Linked DNA regions of Mus musculus: region 1 is linked to region 2. Evidence: chromatin loops called from intact Hi-C (ENCODE). Cell type or tissue: heart. All regions are shown on one strand. Each heading gives the region's core, and the rest is flanking DNA. Links, peaks and the distances in the headings are about the cores only. Region 1 holds the start of 9130015G15Rik (RIKEN cDNA 9130015G15 gene). Region 2 holds the start of Nav2 (neuron navigator 2).

What was found. A loop is a pair of places that touch in the nucleus more often than their neighbours do. Peaks named below come from ENCODE experiments on the same cell type or tissue, not always from the same donor. Only the 100,000 strongest peaks of a DNase experiment are listed, where the experiment ranks them.
Region 1: a loop joins it to region 2, with 3 times the contacts of the local background. A loop is called at or near these places in 4 of 42 quality-filtered maps.

Annotation. Positions count from the first base shown.
Region 1 is chr7:49,158,655-49,166,980 of GRCm38, reverse strand. It overlaps 9130015G15Rik (RIKEN cDNA 9130015G15 gene), which reads left to right and starts at 4,823. Exons shown (of 4, transcript NR_154465.1): 1 at 4,823-5,034; 2 at 7,237-7,345; 3 at 7,551-7,609. It also overlaps a transcript of Nav2 not described here. In heart, for the core only: no CTCF peak of the experiment used is centred there; DNase peaks (open chromatin) are centred at 4,690, 7,130, 8,000 and 8,200; H3K27ac peaks cover 2,069 bases.
Region 2 is chr7:49,243,344-49,251,660 of GRCm38, reverse strand. It overlaps Nav2 (neuron navigator 2), which reads right to left and starts at 5,472. Exons shown (of 39, transcript NM_175272.3): 1 at 4,463-5,472. The coding sequence starts at 4,720. In heart, for the core only: CTCF peaks have their summits at 1,462 (motif pointing left), 3,601 and 5,661; DNase peaks (open chromatin) are centred at 1,460, 2,660, 3,530, 5,600 and 4 weaker places; H3K4me3 peaks cover 3,991 bases; H3K27ac peaks cover 3,521 bases; H3K27me3 peaks cover 1,401 bases.

The sequences.
Region 1 (8,326 bases), core at 294-8,293, 85 kb after region 2:
TATGTGTTTATGAGTCTCTGTCTCTGTGTGTGTGTGTGTGTGTGTGTGTGTGTGTGTGTGTGTGAGAGAGAGAGAGAGAGAGAGAGAGAGAGTGAGAGAGAGAGAGAGATACGATACTTGCTCATATACAAAATCTTAAACACTTTAAAAGATTTGTTATTTTATGTTTGGGTATTTGGCCTGTATGTATATCTATCTGTGCACCACTTGCATGCATAATGCATGTGGAGGTCAGAAGAGGGCACTGGATCCCTGAGACTGGAGTTATAGACTGTTGTAAGGCACTATATAGGTGCTGGGGACTGAATCTGGGTCCTCTGCAAGAGCAGCAAGTGCTCTTAACTGCAGAGTCACCTCACCAGACCCATTGTACATCTTTTGTCCTCCAGAGTAGCGCTAACTTGGGACACCTTGACTCAAACCAAGTGCAAGTGCAAGTGGACTTCTCTTGAATGCCTGCAGGGTGAACTTGGCCTGCCAGCCCCTCCTTTGGAAGCCTTCTGAGCACTGCACAGCAGTGGGCGCTGCCTATCTGTTTGCAGTGCCGCCTGCTGCTCTTTTCTGGCACCCAGCACCCTGTGCAGGAGCAGGCATGCTGGTGATAGGAGAGACAAGCCAAAGCAGTGGTCCTAAGGCATCATGCCATTCATAAACACTCATCTGGGGAACAGATGAAACATGAGTCTTGCTCAAAGGACCCTGGCTTTGATGTAACCGAGAGCTCAGAGATGTCCCAAACAACCTGTTTGGGTGTGGGGGTGGGAACACATGTCCAGGGAGGATTGAGATGTAGCACAAGACCCAGAGAAGAAAGGTTCACCCTGAATGGGGATGATGGCATTCAACAAATGGGCTGGTGTCCAGGTGGAAGGAAGATGAAGGAAGGCAGTGTCTATGGATGTACAAGGGCTGGGCTTGGACTCTGCCTCCTATTGGCTGAACAACTGCACTTGTGACTGCTTACCTCTTCATCTGTCCAATGGGAGAGTGCATAGGCCTGGGTATAGGAGGTGCATGTATGTATGGTTTGTGTGTGTGTGTGTTTCTGGGTTCAAAGGAAACCAATACCATATCTGGCTCCTAAGTTGGCTGATAATGAGAAAATAGAGAAGCCGGCCTAGCGTGCTTGATCAGTTGTCTTGTTGGAAGGTTCTCTTGAAAGGTTTACAGTGGGGGTTTTGGGAGGGACATCTCCTTGGCTGTCATTGTGCCCAAAGCCTCTCTTCCAACAGTGATTAGACAGTTGGGATAGAGTTCGCATCTCTACTTCTGCTGCACGGTGCTGTTTTTCTTCTCCCCCAACAGCAGCTCTACCCATTTCACAGCCATTTAGGCCGACAAGGGAGAGCTGAGCACAGAATGGAGTTATTCAGCAAGAGGCAGTTATGGCATGCTTCCTCTGGGGACGGGAACATGGGAAGCAGATGGGCAGGGAACCCTGATGACCTGCCTACCTTCCTGCTGCCACCTCAGATGACAATGGGAACCTGGACACTTCTCTGCAATGGGCATAGTGTGGGATTGCCTCCCGGAGCTCAGAAGAGTCAGAGAGCATAATTGTCCCCAGGACCACCTGGGGAGGCTTGGGGAGGCTAGGGGCCAGCCATGCTATCTTCTTTCTTCTGAGCTTGGAGGGCTCCCAGGTCTGAGGTTAGGCAAGGAAGCCATCTGGGAGCTTAGGACTTGGTGTTGCAGCCATACCCCAAGTCCTGTCTGAGTAGGAGCTGAGGGGCCAGCTAGAAAGAACGGCAAAATCTGTCTGTTGTACCCCAGTTAAAACCCCTTGGGGAAACCAGTATGGCCGGAGAAGACTAACCACAGAGAGCGGGTGCACTTCTTGTACCTGGCCTCAGCACGTGGGTGCAAAGGGCTTGTTTGTCAAACCTGCAGCTGTGTCAATACGCATAGGACTCTTGTTAAGATGGACACAGTCAACAGACCTGAGGTGGGGCCTGAGATTCCACACATGTGCCAAGACTTCAGGTAAAAAGGCCACACCACCAGCCTGCCTTTGGGACTGCATTTAGCCTGATAAAGCAGGAAAAGAAAGAACGAAACGGAAATAAGACTCGGCTCTTTCTACCCCTATGCTACTCTGGGAGCTGTATCTCTTAGCAGAGGTAATTTGTTCTACTTCTGGTAGTGCTGGGTATTGAACCCATGATCTTGATCCTAGGCAAGCCCTCTACAACTGAACTACCCCTGCAGCCTTGCAGCGTTAAGTTAGACTGCTTTTACTTGCGTGTGGCTTTTGGGGTTCTCCTCTATGGACTCCTCTGGAGGAAGCTGCAGCTGGGACAGGGGTTGGAGCTTTGGGGTTATGACTGTTAATAGTGAGCACCTCTAAGGGTGGCCCTGGGCGTGGGGGTGGAGAGCACAGGCTAGAACGTAGGATGATCAGAGTATAGTAGAAACAGCAGAGAAAAGTGGGAGAGAGAGATGCAACAAGGCATCATGGGGTGAGATAGGAGCATAGACAGTATGGTGGGGCCTGTTTATTTACCCACAAGCAAGTCGGCCCTGATTGACAGCCTGATACAGAAAATACTCCAACCTTAGATGTGAGCATGACAGTGTTATTCAAAATGTTTCAGCCTTTGGATAATTTCTGACTTTTGATTTTTATATTAAGGATGCTTAGCCTGTATCACTCATTCATAGAAGTATCCCAAATTCCCAAACTCCAAAACTTGAAAACACATTGGGATTCAAGTGTTTCAGATAATGGCCACTCAACCTGCATGACTCCTGGGCCTCCGGATCAGAGTGAGGGTTAAATGCAGGAACACGCGTTGAGATATTGTGGCAAGCTGCTGGCACACAGTCACATGTCCTAACCGATATGTTTTCAAATATAGAGAAGAATAACAAATAAGTTCCATTCACACAGGGGCTTGACAGCCAAACAAAGGAGTCTGGCTCGGGCTGCCAAGAAGCCCGGGCACAAATTGTTTCTAACTCTGCAATCAAGCAAGCGCCTCCCAGGGATCTCTGCATTACTGCCTCTGGGCAATTCTGAGCTCCTCAATGGAACTCAGATAAAATTATAGCATTCAAAACCAGCTCCGGATACAGACCTCTCGCTAATTCACACGAATCCTTTGCCTCCGTCCACGCTGGTCTGACTCCACAGGCCTCCGCATTTCCAGAACACTCTGCCAGATCTCGTTATTGCTGTACTTCAAGAGGAGGGTTTCTGGGTTTCACGTTCACAGAGCGGTTTGGGAATCCCCCTGAATCAACACTCAGATCCTGCGTGTGCCGCTAATAACCTAAACCTGACGACACCAAGAAAGAACTCCTGTCTGCAGGGACCTTCATAGAAAGCCTTAGAAAAGGCAACCTCTGAGATGGACCCTCTCTAGGAGAGCGAATGAAGCAGCAGAGGAAGCTGGGCTAACACCTGTCTCCTATTCACACCCTCACAATGTCCCTCCCTCAGCTCATCAGACTTAGCTTAGGGTCTGCTCAAAACCCCTGACTCCCCTCTCCTCCAGCTACATACTGGGGACAACATCTATGTTTCTGCTCCATTAGTGTTAGGTAGCATGCTGCTCACTGAACTCCCAGCAGGTGCTGACCTGTGAGAGTCCCAGAACCGCCCCATACTCTTGTGACCCATTTTGCGGGAATGGAAATGGAAGCTCCGAGGAGCTAGGGAGTATGGCTAGGTCACAGAGCCACTTGGGAATCCCGTGCTTCTGTCTGCAGTGGTCACCCACAGCTATAGTGTAGATGATACCAGAAGCCTCCGTCACAGACTTCGGGGGACATGGAGGTTGGTCCTCACGGAGCTTTGGAGAGGGATGAGTTAATATGGCTGACTACTATTTGGTCCATTGCTAGCAACTCGAGAGAAGTTGGTTGCTCTAACAGATGATGTGACACCTTATGCCTCCTACTGCCCTTGCCTAGGGCAGTACTGGCAGTGACAGTGTCCTTTTGCCTAGGGAACATAATCACCAACATCCTGTTAGAGAGGGGATGCCTGTATACCAAACAGATCACCCCACTCCTGGGCTTTCTCTTGTCCACCCTTACTCTTCACTCCTTCTCAGTGCTTCCTGTAGGTACTTTCCAGCATGCCCCTCATACCTGCATCCCTATGCTACAGTGGGAGCGTTAATCTTCACTGTGGACTTGGCAATTTAGGAAGCACACATCTGATGCACATTTCTGTGAGGGTGTTTCTAGGGAGATTTCACTGAGCAGGGAAGATCCACCTTGCATATGGACACTGCTACCTCATGGGCTAGAGGAAAAAGGGGGACAGCAGAGCCCCAAGATTCACCTCTGTCTGCATCCTGACTGCAGATACAGTAGAAGCAGGCTATCACCGTGCCTCCCACACAGATAGACCACGTCTCTTTAAACCTTGAGTCAATTTGCTTTTGTTCCATATTTTGTTGTTGCAGCAGCCAGGAAGGTAATTACACTGAGGGTTGGACACAGGAGGCTCAAAAACAGAAGCAGCAGCCATTCACTCTGGAGAAAGTGAAAAGGAAGGACAGCCCAGAGGTTTGACGTGGTCCTGGAGCGAGGCAGAGTGTGCATCAGCCTCAGAGGAAGGGAGACGACTTAGCAACTGCAGAGCCAGGTCAGATCTCCACATACTGTTCTCAGACAGTCCACGGTTCACCCAACACTTCACAAAGATTAGCAAACAAGGGCGGTTGGCCAGCACCCACCCTCTACAGCAAATCACACAAGTACACTGCAACTCGGCCTGGGCTGGGAGCACAGAACAAATACAAATACGATCCCATTGTCTAAACAAACCCAGCGACAGGGTTACTAGGCAGGGTTCTGTTTCTGTCCCTTCAGCTCCCATCCTCGGAGCCATGCTTGCTTGCCTGCTTGCTTTTCTCATCCCAAACCCTTTACACTTTCAAAGGACCTCTTGTGTGGGGATGAAGTCCAGCATTTTTTTTTTCCCTCGTGGATGGATGCAGTGTTTCAAGTGAACTTCCAAACACAGAAGAGCTCAGCTTCAGAGCAATAAGACAACATTGTGGTTTGGCCCAGTGGAAGGAGGTAAGAAGGAAAACATGAGAAAGTGTGGGTTTTTCTTTCTGCAGGGTCTTCCAGCCAAATGGTTTAAATCTCACTGGAAAGGATTCTCAGGGGGAAAATAAAATTATTGGCTTAGCAGGGAGGGTTTCTTCCCTTAACAAGTTGGTTCTGAGGGAAAGGGCACTGTGGGGGGGCCAGGAGCTGGCCGGGATGATGGCAGAGACGATATGTCACCTCCTAACTAGGGTAGCCAGAGTTACAACCTCTCAACTGGACTCCAATGTTTTCTGGCCACCCCATTCAGTGCAGAACAACTAAGAACAGAGGCCACCTGCTAGAGCCACCCAGCTGGTCCAAACAAGAGAAGCTTTCTGAGCAAAATGAAAGCTGGCTACAAATAAAATTAAAAAACATGTCACTGGGTGGTAGGGGCACACACCTTTAATCCCAGCACTTGGGAAGCAGAGTATGTGGATCTCTGTGAGACCAGCCTGGTCTACACAATGAGTTCTCAGACAGCCAAGGCTACACAAAGAAATCCTGTCTCGAAAAACCAAACCAAACCAAACCAAACCAATCAATCAGTCAATCAATCAATCAATCAATCAATCAAAGAAAAATGAGACCGAGAAGACACAGATAAAGAGTCAGGAGAACACAGACTGGGGATGTGGTCAGCTCTATTCCACAAACATCACGGTATGCCAGAGGACATGCCCAAATGTGGAGGGATACTGGGGAGATGTGTGCTGAGCTCTGACACCCACAGGCCTGTTGACCTTGGTAAACTACTCAACCCCTCTGCATACCTAAGTTTCCTTATAGGAAAACAAACATTTAGGAAGTTGTCTGTGAGGATATCAAATTAGTAAATGTAAGCCACCCTAAAGGGTACCTGACCTAGAGTTGACAACCAACCCATGTCAGCTCTGATGACTAACCATGTCAGTGGAAAACTGGTCAAATCTATACTAGTCCCCATCAAGAGCAGAATAAAGGTTAAAAAAAAAAGCAAAAAAGTAGGTCAGACCAAACAGGTACTCCCTGGAGCTAGGATGCCATTGCTACCTCAACAAAACCATGCATCTGTCTTACCTGTGGGAAGCCTCCGAGGAACACGGATGTGCTACAGGCTCAGCATGAGCTCCAAGGTCCACACAGCATTCCAAAGCTACTTCTTACTTGGAGAAAGTCCTGATGGGACCGTCAGTCAGAAGTGAGATTGGGCAGAGATTGGGGCTCTGCTCTGGCACGGAAACAACACACTCTCCCCTCCCTCCAAAGCAGTTCTTGCATCCGGCTGTGCCTGGCATTGTCAGGGGGTGGGGACTCTGCCTTTTCAGAGGTCAGTGGTTGGGGCCTGGCCCAGTTTGTAGTTAGAGGCCAGCAGACCCTCCACTCTTGGCCCAGGATATAGACCAGGGCTCTTTCCTGAAGAAATGTCTTCATGCATAAGAATGGTTACTGCCACCCCCAACTATTCTCCGGCTGACACACATGGCCCAGCTGAATCCTCAGTTCCTGCAAACATTCCTCATGTGCCCTGGAAGCCCAGTTCCTTCCGTTAAAGACGAATGCTTGGGTAGAGTTCTGGGGCCTGGGAATAAAGCCGGAAATAACACAAAGACAAAGGGCCACTATCAGTAATTATTTCTGAAGTAACAAGCGACTAATTGGGACTTACTTTTATTAAAAACCTCGACTGCAGGCAGTAATTAAACTGCAGTTAATGAGAAGTTTCACACAGGCTCTGCAGTCGGCACAGGACCGTCCCCTCGTCTTCTTCAGAGGGCTTGGTGGCTGGAGGAGGCAGAGGGCATCTTTGTGGCCTCATAGCTGTCATGTTGGAGACTTCTGTGTGGCTGTCAGTGTGACTAGTGGTAGTCGGGCAATATAGTATGAGAATCCCAGGGTATACGGGGCTTTTAGACAAGAATCCCAGGGGTATATGGGGCCTCTAGATGAGAATTGTGATCCCAGGGGTATACGGGGCCTCTAGATGAAAGTCCCAAGGGTTATACGGGGCCTCTGGATGAAAATCCCAAGGGTTATACGGGGCCTCTGGATGAAAATCCCAGGAGTACATGGGCCTCTTGACTGGCTGCCATTCCTCTCAGGATCATGACATCACACCCGAGGGACACTGCCAAGTCCATAGAAAAGAGCCCAACTGACTCTTACTAATGGCTTCACCGCATCCCTTCTTTCACCTTCTCTTCCTAGCTGTCCAGATGTGAGGGGTATGCCGTCACTCACGGAGACTCACCTGACTGCTGAACTTAGTGAAAGAAGGCTTGGGGTCATGCTCCTGTGAGCAGTAGTGACATGTGAGGTGAGCATTTGGGTCCAGGAGCCACACTGGGGTGGCCCTCCCAAAAACATTCTAAGTTGCCCTGTCTATCCGTGGGATGAAGTAGCCAGCAGCACCCAGTGAGTGCCATTGAAGAGTGAAGTGTGTATAGGAGGCTGTCTAGGAAGCTTGCCTCACAATGTGTGGGACATAGTAAGTGCCCGGTAAATGTCACCTCTGTTTCTAGGTGCGGTTCAGCTCTACTCAGAGGTTGTCCGGACGCTTGGACCTCACTGTATGATCATGGTGAGTTTTTGCAATAGTAAAAACTACAGAGGTCTCCGTAAGCAGTGTCTGTCAGCTTGTGTCCCTGGGGAAGGGGCAGACAAACCCAGCAGGCTGGCTCCATGCAGAGGCCGCTGCCCTGGTGTCCGGGGCAGTGGGAGGCTGGCCAAGCTCCCAGACAGCCTGTCTCGGCTTGGAGCACAGAGCCGTTGCCTCACCAGCTTGTAATGAGTCGAGTCTCCATCCTGATTAGGGGAACAATCCCCACACAGAAAGACTCTGGGGAAGGAAGTGACAGCATCGTGGGGACAGGGCATAACCTCACCTCCTAAAGAGGCACTGACTTCTGAGGAGCTGGTGACATGAAGGACATGGTCCAAGATGGTGCCGGTCCCCAGGGACTAAGCAGAGTAGATCTTACTGGGGCAAATCTGGGTCATAGTGGGACATACAAGAGATAGCCCAGAGTTCTGTGAGAGTCTAGGAGGCAGGGCTGGGGACCACCAGCTTGCTAAGGAGTACAAGCAAAGGAGATCGGCTTCTCTGGGCACCTGCCAGATCTCAGCCCCAGTGCTAGTCCAGGACAGCATCCCCACTATCAACAGGGTCCTGCAAATAGTGCAAAGGCTCTGCCTCTGCCTGGACCATGGCTTGTGTCCATTACTGGGTTAGGAAAACAGCAGAGGTGGTGAGTAATGCCAGTTTAAAAATAGCATGACTTCAAAATGAGGAAATGTC
Region 2 (8,317 bases), core at 318-8,317:
TACACACCGAGTGATCGCCCAAATAAACCCCCTACTCTACCTTTAAAGTGTCTCTAGAGAATTAACCCAGGGGAGAGGCAGTGATACGTGAACCGTAAACATTCTCGCCTGTTGGCAGATAACCACAATGTGCATTCGTTCGCCTCCAAGAACTGAGAAAGGGGGAAAGAGAACAACCCACGGCAGAAAAACACACTAATCAAATCCACAATCAGCTCTGATGACGAAGCAAGCCTTCTAATCAAAACACAGTGGGGCAAAGCTGCAACAGGTTGTAAGCTTGGAGCTGGGCTTTTCCCAGGGGCCTCACCCACGCTTTCTTTTTAAACATCTAAAAAACGCGCACACAGGATTTCAATCACTTCTAATTTTTTTTTTTTAAGAAATAAGTTGCAGGCTGAACACGAGCTCCTAAAAACAGGAAATATCAAAGTATCATGTGAATCATCTCTTCCCCCTGCAACTGCTTCTTTAAAAAAAAAAAAAAAAAAAAAAAAGGCTAACCCTGTCCTTACCCCAAGAGGTCTTTGCCTGAATACTGGCCAGAGCCTTGTAGTCTAACACAGAGCGTATGTCTAAAATGATCACTTACATGGGGTCCCAGTTCACAACACATGAGAGACCAGAACACATGTCCTCTCAGGAAGGCCCTGGTGGCACAGTAGCAGGAAGAGGGTCAGAGGGACCTGACTGAGGCAGAGCAGCTTCCGCTGGAGGTTGAGAGCGAGCTGCGGGTCTGTAGGAGGCTCCAGGAGAGGAGGCAAAGGCTGACCCCTCTAACAGCTGTTGGCTTGCAAGTCATTGATGGTGGGGATGAGCAGATGACTGGTAAGTCACCGAGTAAACCGAAACGGGCGTGGTGGCACATGCCCTTCATCCCAGCACTATGCAGGCAGAAGCAGGTGGGTCACTGTGAGTTCAAGGCCAGCCAGGTCTACAGAGTGAGAGACCCTGTCCCAAAAGACAAAAACAAGAACGCTTTGCCCACGCTAAGGACAGTCATCTGTGTTGCTTCCCAAGGGTCAGTTCTGAGCCAGGTCCTGAAGGAGACGCCACCGGCTCCACAGCTTCTCAGGTACCCTCCGACAGAAGCCAACATGAACATCCACTGCCAAGCCTCTGCGCTTTCTCATACCCTGACCTAAAATGGAAAATGCTCAACGTAGAACATGTACGAGGGAGCATCCACTTGGGCTCTGCACTGCGAAAGGTAGCTCAGCCTCCTCTCCTTTGTTCTCCTCTTCCTCCTTCCTCCTCCTCCTCCTCTTCTTCCTCTTTCTCCTCCTCCTCTCCTCCCCCCACACTGGGCACTCTTGTCCACTGCTGGGGCCCAGCTCATCTCCTTCCTCCCCTGTGAGCCCCCTGGTCTTCTCCAGCCCTTGAGCTACTAGCCTTCCTTCCAGCATCTTGACTCCTCAGGCCCAGCACATCTTTAGCTCTCCCAGTGCTGCCCTCTGCTGGAAACAGACGTCACGCCTACGATCCAGGCTGCCAAGTCTTGTCCTCAGCTCTGCAGCAGCATGAGAGACAATGCTGGAGAGTGGGCGTGCACGGCACTGGTCCGGCACCTGATTGAGCTGAGATATCTGCTCTGCCACGCTGGACAGCGTGGATCAGTGGTGACATCTGTGGCCGGGATGCCTCAAGGTCTGGAGCTGACCAGCAGCCGCTGTGGCTCCCCGAGTCTAGCATGACAGGTAAGGGGTTCCAGTTCAAATGCTACTGACTCTGCTGCTCGTGAGGCCACTGACCTTTCATTTCCTCATGTGTAAGATGGGAACAATCACCCTTATCTCACCAGATTGTTAAGAGAATAAAAGAGAGTTATTTTGTGCAAAAAAAACCCAGAACAATCCCTGACACCTAGGAAGTACAAGGCAAGGGTGCCTTCTTTACTTTGTTATCTTAGGACATATGGTAGGATGTGGACACATACACCACACTTATTCTAAGTGCTCCTGTGGAGGCCAATGAGAACCTAACACACCAGGCATTCCACAGCTCACCCCATCCCCCACCTCCCTCTCACAGCGCCTGGTACTGTGCCAGGCAGAGTCAGAGGCCTGTCAATGCTCGTGAACAGGTTGGCCTCTTCTTAGAGGCTCCACCTTTTCTCATGTAAAGAATACTAAGTTTTTCTTAATACTCATAATTCCTGTGCCCATTTTTTTTAACAGGTGGAATCACTGAGGCCCAGGGGAGTAGTTAGTTAATGGACTAGGCTACTGAGCTAAGCATAGGTCAGACAGAAGGTACCACTGATAACCAACACTTTAAAACCTGGACTGTCAGTCACCCTGCAACCCAGCCAGTCTCCTGCCCCAAAATCCCCCAAATAAAAGAGAGGCAACGGCTCCATGGAGTTCATCATTTCCTGAGTGTCTTGTAATGATAAACATTACGTTTGGGAGCAGGAAATTACCAGGTGCTAAGTCAGCCCCAGTCCTCAAGCCATAATCGAGGGTGGATGTGCGCTGTCTGTCACCATGGGGATACCCTGTTCAAAGAAGGCAAAATCCTTTTGCCAAAGCCCCTTTGATGTCAGGGTGGGGCTATGAGTGCACGCTACATGGAAGAGCTCCTAGGAGACTCAGGGGCTGGCAAGGAGGGGCCCGCTGGGAAGCCAGGGCTGTCCACTGGAAGGTGGCCAGTTTCCTGAGCCATCCATCCAAACCACCCTCGTGATGCCCATGGAGAGTAAGAGAGGTGGAATGTGGGGTGATGGGGACAGAGGGAAACAGCGCCTCCAGGGAGTAGGGCCAAGTTAGCCACTCATGGAGATGTCTAAGAGTGAAAAAAAATTTTTTTTTTCTTAATGGAGAGAGTGGTGAATCACCTTCTCAGAGCCTGCTCATGGCAATCCTCTGCCACTGTTCCTCAGCTGAAGGGTCAACTGGGCACTAGCAGGCAGGAGTCTGGCTATGAATGAGCCCAGCGTCTGCCTTCCCTTCATTCCTACGGTCCTCCTCATCGGGCCCGAGGGCATGTGTCACATTCCCAGTCGCTGTTCCAAAACACCACCCACTTCACCCCCCACAGAGGAAGGAGGCACCCTGGTGCTCACCCTCATTTCAGAGCCCTCTGGACAAGGCCTGTAGCTCTAAGAAAAAGAGCAGAGCACACGGCCTAGCAGAGCCAGGACCCAGGAGCACTGGAGGAGATCTTGCCTTCCTCCCACACACCATCCGTCAGGGCTGTCAGCTTCCAAAAATGTTTAGCAAGTGCAGCATCAAGAGAGACACCCGCTGATGGGCGGGTGCGGGAGCTTGTGTGGGGAGGGGGCCTTCTCCGGCTCTGAGTTCCAACAGTCTGCCTCTGAGCAGCTTCTAGACCCAGCTCCTCCCTCAGAAAGGTTAGGAATGTGTTGAGCGTTAACCTCTGATCAGGGAAAGTAGGTGCCCAAAAGGTCGTCTGGTCTGTTGCTGCTTGGCCCTATACCAACTCAAGACTGCCTCCCCTTCTGGCTTCCCGGCTTCTCCTCTCCGGACTGGGACAGCCACAACAGTCAGGTCAGCCTGTCCCTAAAAGTCCCTGCTGACTGGCAGCCAAGAAAATACAGCATGGCCCTGCTCCCTCCTGCCAGAAGAGGGGGAAGGCGGCAGGGAAGGCAGGAGTCCAAGAGAAACTGATTGGCCCTTAAGGATTTCCTTAAAAGAGATTGCATGGCCAGGGCCTGTCACCCAGCCCAGTAGGGGGATTGCTTGCTCTGCCAGGAAAGGTAGAAGTCACCGTTTCTCGTTCAGCCATGCTCTTACCCACACCATCACCTCCCTAATCACCAGAGATACCAACGCTGGCAGCATAGACTACCCAAGAAGGAGGGGCTTAGCTACAGCAGCCATTCTGAGACAGCCAAGCCACCCCAGTTACTAGGAGTCTGTAGCAGCTAGCAGTTGGCAGCACCTGGCCAGAATCCCTTCTCCCTAATGATGGGGCAGAGACCAGCCATCTTCAAGCTAGGAGGAGGGTTAAGTTCAGGGCAACCACTCAGTATCCCTTGTCCTAGATCTCACAGCTGAGCCAGGTAGTACCCAACCCATCAAGGCACCAGGCCACTCCTTGGGGTTACAACCTGAGTATAGACACACATCACAACAGCAGATACCCATCCTCTTGGGGCCAAGCGCTCGGCACTGATGGCCCTTAACATTTCCAATGTCAGCATGCATTTTTTTGAAAGCACCCCTACACCTGCTCCAGCCCCATAGAAGCAGCTGGCTGCCAGCACGCCTTAGCTTTGCAGAGCTCCCCGGGAGAGCCTCTGGCACCCTGGCCAGCTAAACCCCTCCTGGCCACACCCACTGACCAATGTATCCTTCCAATCTGGCAGCATAAGGGGTATGCTTCCTCTCTCCAATCACATTATGGTAGCCTCTCCTCAAGGCAACCGTCCTCCTCCCTCATGAAGGATCATCCATCACTCCCACCCTGTAATAGTGCCCCAGCACATAGCACTGCTCACCTGGGTATCGAACCCGTTCTCCAGAGAGCTGCTCTTCAGCAACGGGAGCCCCTCCCCCGTCGGCTCCTGCAGCCCCTGCGATTTCAGGGGGATTTGGCTAGTGTAGGCCGTCTTGCTCACCTCCACCTTGCTTCCCAACTTAAGATAGCAGGGCTGAGGACCAGTCCGGGCCGGGGGCACGTGCAGGATGGGCGCGGCGCTGTGCACGGGTTTGGGCAGTCCCGATTTCATTTTGGAGGCTACCAGGATGGCCGGCATCTTCTCCCGGGGCTTTGGCTTTCCCAGCACGTCCCTGGCAGCGGCGGCGGAGGCGACCGCTAAAGGCAGCGCGGGCAGCCGAGTAGGCGCCGGGCCTCGGCCCGCGAGGCGCCCACCAACAGTGGAAGAAAAAAAAAAAAAAACCCAAAAAACAGAATCCCCGGGTCGGGGAACTGGGGAAATCCTGCGAGTGCGCCTGCCGGGTGGCGGGCTAGTCACTGCCCTCAGCAGGTCCCACCTGCGCGGATGTCGCAGCGGGAGGCCTGTTCAGAAGCTCTGGGTTCTCGGGGACCGCTGCCTCTGGCAATTCTTCTCCTGGGAAACCGAGGCGTGGACGCCCATATTAACTTGTCATTGCGTCTCCGAAGTGAGAAGGCTCCTTAGGAAGAGACACCGGCTACGGGGACGCACACGTCGCGCTCTGGAGCCTGCGGGTGTGAACCTTGGAGCAAAAGAGCAGAGGATGGGGAGACGGAGGACGCACGGAGCCCAAGACGTATCAACCGCGAAGCGGCTGTCACCCAGCAAACGCGCCACAGGGTCACCCGCGCCTAGGCAGACTCTGGGCGATCTCCGCAGACAGGTCTGTCTGGGCGTGACAGCCGATCACCGATGCTCACAAGCCCCTCGAACACCAAGCACCTGAGCTTCTGCGGCTCTGGCCATGCTCCGTGCGCTCCAGCGCAGCACGGCGGTGGTGACAGAGCGCGGGCACCAGGACGCGCAGCTGGCCAGGCTGGCAGCGCTGCGCTAAGCTGAGCTCGGGGGAAGGCAGCGCGGGCTGCAGGGCTGGACGCAGGGGAGGACCGGCTGCGGCGCGCGCTGACAGCCCGGGCCGTTCCCGCGCGCCTATTGGTTAGCCGCGGACCAATCCGCGGTCGCGACTCGCACTGCAAGGGGGCGTGGCCTCAACTCCGCGGGGCCGCCGCCGAAACTCTGGGGCCGCGCTTGGCCGCAAGTACAAAGCGAGCTGGTGGCCGCTCTGCGGCACGGCCCCGGCGCGCGCCTCCCCGCGGGCCGCCACCCCTGCGTCCCCGGAGCCGCCTTTGAAAACGCCGTTGGGTTGTAGATTCCCGCCTCCTTCCACCCCCAGGCATGTGTTGGGGAAATCAGTTTCTCTTTTTCAAATCGCTCGGGTCATCTCAACGGTTTGCGGGTTCCGGAGGCACGCCCCAACCTCTCTGCACCTCCATTGGGAATGACTGGGCGGGTCTCCTTGTCCCCCGCCTGAAGGACACTCCAGCCATTTCTTCTTTCCGGGTGGGCTCAGGGGCGTCCCAACAGCTTCCTCTGCGACATTCAAAGGTTGCACGTTGCACTTAAGTATTTGAAATATTTATAGGCTGATACAATGGCCGGGGAAGCTTCGCGCCCCAAGACAGCTCCTCCTTGCCACCTACCACAGACTGTAATTAGAGTGGCTTGGTGACCCGGGCAGGCTGAGGCTAAACCTGCCCTGGTTTCATGGTTTCATGAAGGCCTTCCTTTCTCTCTCTGACTCAGGGTCTGAGGACTGAAGGGAAAATAGAAAGTGCAGACAGGGTGCATGGGGCTGATCTTCAAGGACACCCACCTTAGAGATCAGTTTGGATTTGAATTGGGAAGTTCCTCCATCTTTATAGACCTAACACTGTGTCTCATGCAAGTCAAGTGGAGGTTTGAGTACTTTTCCCTAAAAGCACTGCCCAGCTAAATGAGATAGTGTCTGGCAGTGTAGGGGACCAGAAAAAAAAAATCTGTCTTTATTATTAATGAACCCACCGGAGTATGTCCCACTGTCATCTCTTTAAGCCACTTTTCTGTGTCTAGGACAGATGTTGTCACTTTCTTCCTATCCTATAGCCTGAAGTTGTAACATCCATAGGGTTGAATTTCACTCATCCTAATGATATGGGCTATATCATTCTCAAACTTACCTGGCAAAACTCTAATGTGGCCAGGAATGGGGGTGTAAGCTTGTAATTTCTGCTACTTTAGAGGCTGAGGCAGGAGGATCCCAGGTTGAGGTCAATTTAATGATCCTCTTTGTTCAAATAAAATGTAAAAAGGAGCTGGAGATGTAGCTCAGTGGTGGGCAGTTTGCTCGCTCCGCATCTGCCAGAATCTGTCTGATTCCAGTGTAAATAAATACTGTAAATAAATACCCAATCCTCGACTGGTTTTAGGCAGTGGAACCTCTGGGAGGTTGTAAGTACGTGACCGAGAGGTCCTCATGATGGGCCCAGTGCCATGTTAGAGGAGACACGATGAAGATGGATAACTTCTGATAGTGCAATGGCAGCCTTTCTGAATCCACAGAAACCACAGCCCTTGACAAGAATCTGACCATGGCTGCAGCCTGATCTCAGATCTCCAGCCTCTAGGCCTAGGAGAAAGAGGCATTTGTTGTTAAAGCGGCCCTGTCAACAGCATTTTGTGTTAGTAGCTTAAACTAAGAGCCCAGACTGAAGTAAAAGTTCAGTTTTCAAACAGCCCCTGGAGTGTTGAGATGTGACATGATACTCCCTGCTCCCATATTTCCCAGCCTGTTTGCAGGCCCTTTCTACCCTAGCTCGGGGGGGGGGGGGATGCACATAGCCTGGTTTAGCTCTTTAAATCACAAGTTTGTCCCTGACATGGTATACTCTGCCCTCGTCCATCTGGACAATCTCCTATGCTAGTATCTTGTTTTATTTAACATATTTATTGTTCCGAGCAGTCTCTTCTAAAGGAATAAATGTTTGGAAGAGCCGTCTTTTGACTTTCATGAGATTCTGTCAGAAGCAAGCAGAACGCTATGGACTGAAAAGCTACCCAGATTGTCACTGAATGGATGAGTGGTGCAGTTGCCTTTGAGTAAGAACGCCATGAGAAAGGGTTGTGGGACTTTCCTCCTTGAACTCTGATTCTTCACAGCTGCCTGAAGAGTTGTAGAAGGGCAGTCATGATCCCTATTAGGGATTGTGGAGCTATTCCCAAATATCCTCAGAGCTTAGGCACAGAGGGTGTCCAAGGTCTAGTCCCCAGAGCAGCACAGAGAACTTGTAACACTTTTTGATACACTCCACCCAATCCCAACCTACTGAATGAAAATTCCCAGAGGGTAAGGGGGGAGTGAAGGCAATCTGTGTCTTAAATAATGCTTAACAGGGGGTTTTGATGTGTACTAAGGCTGAGAATTCTAGCCAAATAAAGTGTTCATTCAGTGTACCTCCAGGGCCTCCTAAGCCTTCATATGCATAAGAACTGCAAAATCCAATTCAATAGGTCTTCAAGGTCTCCAAAAGGCTGAGATGCTGTCTTCCAAATAAACTCCCAGGTGATGGGTGCCTAGCCTGGGACTCTGGAGATTCCTACTGTAAACTGTAAGGTTAGGCCACCGTCAACAGAGGTGTAACAGCTCAAGGCCTAGCTGAAGTGAAGTGGCTTTCACAGCACTTCTGCAAAGATTCTCTGGGTGCATCCAACTAGCAGCCCAGTCCATTGGTAAAGTATGACACAGACACAGACACGGAACTGGTGATGGCCACAATGTGTGTTTGCCATTAAGAAAAAAAAAAGTTCCCAGTTAAAATAGGCACCAAAGCCATTGTGGCAGGGGTTGGGGGAGGTTCTGAG